2 separate regions of the Homo sapiens genome follow, and region 2 is linked to region 1. Evidence: chromatin contacts called from ENCODE Hi-C or POLR2A ChIA-PET data. All regions are on one chromosome and are shown on one strand. Each heading gives the region's core, a stretch centred on a gene start or an enhancer-like site at or near the end of the contact. The rest is flanking DNA. Distances are from core to core; before and after follow the strand shown.

Evidence for each region. Hi-C counts contacts between places; a loop is a spot of excess contacts on that map. ChIA-PET counts read pairs that join two places held with the same protein, here RNA polymerase II (POLR2A). Pooled maps may share reads with other maps.
Region 2: a map of CD14-positive monocyte shows a loop between it and region 1 (2.5-fold over the local background). The contact joins two enhancer-like sites. A Hi-C loop is called at or near these places in 33 of 168 maps with a recorded cell type or tissue (B cell, CD14-positive monocyte, CD4-positive, alpha-beta T cell and 23 more), 1 of 37 single-sample maps with no recorded cell type and 7 of 50 pooled maps. POLR2A ChIA-PET finds 5 or more read pairs at or near these places in 3 of 52 experiments (CD4-positive, alpha-beta T cell, CD8-positive, alpha-beta memory T cell and OCI-LY7).

What each region holds. Positions count from the first base shown.
Region 1 is chr3:15,556,368-15,559,067 of GRCh38, forward strand. No RefSeq gene overlaps it. Among named protein-coding and RNA genes, the nearest start is that of COLQ, 36 kb to the left of the region's middle. Within about 2 kb of position 1,389, at least 9 of the 41 ENCODE cell types and tissues checked have a DNase peak (open chromatin) inside an H3K27ac peak, as active enhancers do; they include CD14-positive monocyte, where a contact is called at or near this core.
Region 2 is chr3:15,439,826-15,442,535 of GRCh38, forward strand. It overlaps EAF1 (ELL associated factor 1), which reads left to right. Exons shown (of 6, transcript NM_033083.7): 6 at 1-2,710. Among named protein-coding and RNA genes, the nearest start is that of EAF1, 14 kb to the left of the region's middle. Within about 2 kb of position 1,251, at least 3 of the 41 ENCODE cell types and tissues checked have a DNase peak (open chromatin) inside an H3K27ac peak, as active enhancers do; they include CD14-positive monocyte, where a contact is called at or near this core.

The DNA of each region.
Region 1 (2,700 bases), core at 139-2,638:
TCCCCACTGCCTAACTGTCTTGAAAATAAAGGAACAAAAACAATTTGGGATTAAATATAATTTTCCATTTCATTTTCTTTTTCCTTCAGTGTCCAAAAGTCCTACCATTTTCTTGCAATGGATTTGAGACTTTTTTTCCCTATGGCACATACACTCACTTCACAAAATAAGCTGAGCTACTTCAAAGTAGCATGTATGAAATAACTGTAGAACATCTCCACTGAGCTATTGTTAACCATCATGAGTTCCCATTTAACACGTAGTTAGTGAACTCTTAAAGAGTACTATGGCTATATAGAGAAGTGAAAATACACAACCCCTGATCTCCAGGAAATGTCTAATTTACTTGAAGTAAGACCCAGTCACTTGAGAAAAGGGAAACCACTATGTCTACTTTCACATTCACCGCTAAGCAGGGATTCCAAGTGGTGTTCTCTTCTCTAAATTCTCACCTTCCTAAAATGCAGTGGCACTTATTGAGTGCCTTTTATATGCCAGGCATTGGGCTAGGAGCTTCTGGGTGGCTTTCTGAATCCCCAAATAACCCCATGAAATATGAAAGATTTCTGGAAAGACTATTAGTAGAGAAAGTAACCTAAGAAACCATTTCACTTTGGGAGGTTGAAGTGGGAGGACAGCTTGAGCCCAGGAGTTTGAGACCAGCCTCGGCAACAGTGTGAGACCCATCTCTACAAAAAACTTTAAAAATTAGCCAGTTGTGGTGGCATGTACCTGTAGTCCTAGCTACTTGGGAGGGTGAGGTGGGAGAAGTATTTGAGCCCGGGAGTTCGAGGCTGCAGTAAGCTATGACTGTGCCACTGTACTCCAGCCTGGGCAACATAAGAATACGCTGTCTCAAAATAATGATAATAATAATAAAACTCATTTCCCATTCATCTCCTCAACCCTGGATTCTGGGTTTTTCTAAATTAAGAAAACTGCCATAATCTTTCGAAGCTCAGTTTTTATGAGGCAATTGGATATTATTAACACATATAATAGGATCACATAAGAAATTCATTATTAAACTAGGGGCTACAAAATATTCTATCAAATATCTATCAACCAATAGATTCATTTTAGAGGGGTATTTTCAATATTTTATCCTTCTAAGGAAAATCTTCTATGAGGAGATTAATTTCAAGATCATTTTTACTAAATAAGCAGTCAATGGACTCTGTCAATTAGTGCCCCTGGACTAATGTGGTCTTTATACACTTAGACTGACCTCTGCTGGACAGTCTAATAACCTGTCAGCATTTTTTTTTTCTCTGAGAGTATGATTAGGAAAGGGGCATTTTCCCCAAATTTTATCTAGTATTTAGTAACAAATTTACACAGTTCAACTTACAAATATTAATCAAGCCCTCTACACCACCTAATGGCAAAATCTTATATTGCATTCGGCTGCCAGAGGTGTGTCCGGAGGCAGAGTGGGAGGAGACTGATGAGGTTACATGAACTATCCAGTCTGAATGCTCCTTTTCATAGTCTCTTCCTCCTGTGCAGGACATAAGAATACCTGAGAAATGAGGCTGCTTCCACGAGCCTGTCAGGGGCCAAGTCACAGTATCTTCTGGGTTCACCCCTAAAACTGAAGTCTACCACTTCATGGTGGTCACTTGTGCCTAAACTAGCCAGTGTAGACAAGTCTGATATGGGTGGTGCAAACAAGCTGAATTTTGATATAAAGTCCTATGCTTCAATTTATGTAAAACTGCAGATAAAAAACACGAATGACCCTGAAAATAAGTGATGCTTTTCCATTTCAAATATTCTTTTAAAATAGTGCCTGCTTCTGATAATAAAAATTACATAATTATTTTTAAAATTCTATAAAGGAAAAAATTAAATAAAAATTGCCTACAATTCCATCTACCAAGTTGTATTACAATTTTAGTTTATTTTGTGCCCATCTCTGTTCTGTAAGCAAGCAGGTATGCATGATTATGGTTATTTCCTTACTTCACTCCATTTCATTTTGTAGCTTGCCCTTTTCACACGTTGTATTGTGATTATTTTTCAATTAATAAATAATACAATTTTTATTTTATGATGATAGACCATCACTTATGTAACCAATGTCCTACTATTAAACATTGGAATTGTTCCTAAATAAAACTACGCTACATGGCCTTTTATATAAATATTTGACCAAATATTTTATTATTTCTTCAGGATATATTCCCAAATAAGCTCAATGGGGCCTGGCACAGTGGCTCATGCCTATATTCCCAGCACTCTGGGAGGCAGAGGCAAGAGGATAGCGTGAGCCCACGAGTTTGGGACCAACCTAGGCAACATAGTGAGACCCTGTCTCTACAAAAATAAAATAAAAGAGTAGCCAGGCATGGTGGTATGCGCTTGTAGTCCTAGCAACTCGGGAGACTGAGATGGAGAGATCACTTGAGTCCAAGGACGTCAAAGATGCAGTGAGCCGTGATCATGTCATTGCACTCTAGCCTGAGCAACAGAGCAAGACCCTGTCTTGAAAAAAAAAAAAAAAAAGCTCACGGGGTCAAAACTTACGCGGTATGAACATTTTTAAGACTCCAAATACCTGCAATGCTAGAATTACTCTACAGAAATGTACCAACTTCAACTTCCATCAGCAGCATAGGAGTCTCCATTTTCACTTCCACTTCACCAAAATTCAGATTAATTTAGAAAGTTCTTTGCCAAGTGGATAGGCCAGGAAAA
Region 2 (2,710 bases), core at 1-2,500, 120 kb before region 1:
TTTCCTCACTGTTCTCTCCCTTGAATCTCATTTGTAGGAATCAAGAGATTCCTATACATGGGACTTTTAGATGTACATTGGCACTTGGATTAGATTCCAAAAGACAAAAGTGTTGGGTGCTTCTAGCTTGAATTCAGTCCCTAAATACATGAGGCTGGGTGAGCAGATGAAACCGGTAGCCACTGTGCTGATGCATGTGACTCCATTCAGTTGGGGATTTTGGTTCCATGTGGATCCATACTAAGTATTCTTCAGTCAGTGGATTTTAGCAAGGGGAGGTAGGAGTGGAAGAGAGGTGTGAAGAAACCTCTCCGAACAAATGAACCAGCAGTAAGTTTCTAAAAATCAGAATCTAGATAGAAGTTCTGCAATATGAAATGAGCACATTCTTTGATAAGGCGTATCTATTCATGCTTTTGTACCACTGTTTTGTACCTGACTCCCTGACCGATTTGTATTTTTTATATACAACTAGAAGGAAGTCACAAGATTGCCTTCTACAGTGTGCCATTTCCAAATGGATCTGTTGTTGGAGGAAACTGGTTGCTAGTCAATGTTCTATATTTAATGAATGTGTGATAAATCATCCTGTAATCAGTATGGAGTAACCTGTTTTTGTAGTTTGGATGAATATGTCCTGAGAAATTTCCATCCACTTTGGTTCAGCGGACATCAAGGTAGTAATAATAATTTTTCCTCCACAGGTCCCTCCACTCATATGGCCTCTCCCTCCCCAGCTAGTGGAGGGGAAGCAGTCTGGACTTAGAAAGGAAATAGGTGGTCTGTCATAGGGGCTTTCATTAGAGTTAAACTTCATAGAGTCAACTGTTTCATCATCATAGTGAGCCCAGAGAGCCACTGCCCAGCAGCATGCTCACACCACCTACCCTAGTGTAGGTAATAGGTCTACGCTAGGACCCCGTGCTGGGCTCTCAGCCCATCATGAGATTTTGGTGGATTTAATGGCAGGTAGGAACTTATTTATAGTGGATTGATAATTGCTTTATAATTCCTTGGTAATGACAGCTCAGGGAAGGTTTCACAAGGTCATGATCAGGAGACTTGAATTGTTACTGGATGTAGGAATTGTTTCACTGCTCTTAACTTGCTCAAACTGGGGCAGGTTCCAGGAACTTGAACTAAAAATATCTATTTAAGCCTCTCTCTCTTTCTCTCCTCCCCAACTTTTTTCTGAAAGCCTTGATTTCTGTAGACAGAACTATGGTTTTTGGCATGTTGGGTCAAGACGTGTTTCTATAGGAAATGCTTGCACGTGGCACTGGCTTGGTGAGTCAAGCTTCCTGAGCTTCAGACCGTTTGTCCTGTCATCTGTCCTGCCCAACACTGTATGGTTTTTCTCTAGCACGGCTTCAATTTTGTTCTCTGCACAAAGCCTTTGGTGGTTCTGCCCTCTGCCCTCCAGCTTTACCCACCAGAGTAAGCAATCTTTTCTTTTTAGAAATCAAGAATTTGGCTTCACAGATGGCTTCTCACAGATGCCCTCCTGCCAGCCAAACCGGACTTGTTCTTCCTGCCTCTGTGCCTTCTCTCATTCTCCTTCTCTCCCTCCATACCCCACTTTTGAGGTTCTGTGGGTACCATCTTTGTGGACTCTTGTCTTTTTTTTCAACCCACATGGAGTGCCCTGTGTGTACATACTGACCTTTTTTTTTTTTTTTTTTTTTTGCTTGAACTCTGGTCGGTATGAGCTCCTTAAAAGCAGGTACTGGGCTGGCTGTGGTGACTCATGCCTGTAATCCCAGCACTTTGGGAGGCTGAGGTGGGAGGATTGCTTGAGTCCAGGAGTTTGAGACCAGCCTGGGCAACATGGCGAGACCCTGTTTCTACAAAAAGAAAAAGGGAAAAAAAAAGCAGGGACTGTCATTCTCATCTCCTCCCTGGGGTATCCACAGGAATGGACATTCAAATGGTTGTAGCCTGGTGGGGTAGAAGGCAGAGAAGACTACCCAGCCAGTGAAGTGCAGAGGATAGACATAGGAAAACATTCCAGGCATTTGGAGACAGCTGAAAGTATCCATGCTGACTTTCATGATTTAGAAGTCTTTAACTGAATTATTAAAATTGCCTTTTTTTTGTGCTGTACAATGTCTACTGTACTGTGGGTCATTTAGATGAGATGAAAAACTTAATTAAATCTGAAGTGTCAGAGGCGCTTAGTAAGCCTTAGTAAAGTTGTGATTGAAGAAACTTAATACAAATGAACTAGAGGTTTGTAATCATGCCACTCACTAACGATTTTATTTCTGTAGCAGAATCATTTTTTCTATGTAAGGTGTTAATGTGTGTGTATGTGCTTTGGTTGTAGGAAAACTTGAAAATTCCAAAATCCTTATTTTCCTATTTGAGAGGCTGGTTCAGCAGGGTGTGTGTGTGTGTGTGTGTGTGTGTGTATGAATGGTATATTTATTACATTATTTTGAAAGAGAATTAGTGTGTTATGTGGATAATGTTATATACAGCCAAAGTGGATGTTTCTATTTGGCAAGGAAGGTAGGATTTCTGAAACTCAGGCCTTAACCAATAGGTTGGAAGACAAGACCAATTGAAGAGTTAGGAAATGTGAGTTTTTGTTACTTCTGTTATTCCAGTCTTGGTTTCATTGTCTCATTCTTTATTTTTAAAATCTTGTGCCTAAAAGTTTTTTTGCTTAATTATGAAGTAGACATGCATGTTTACATTTATGTAAAAT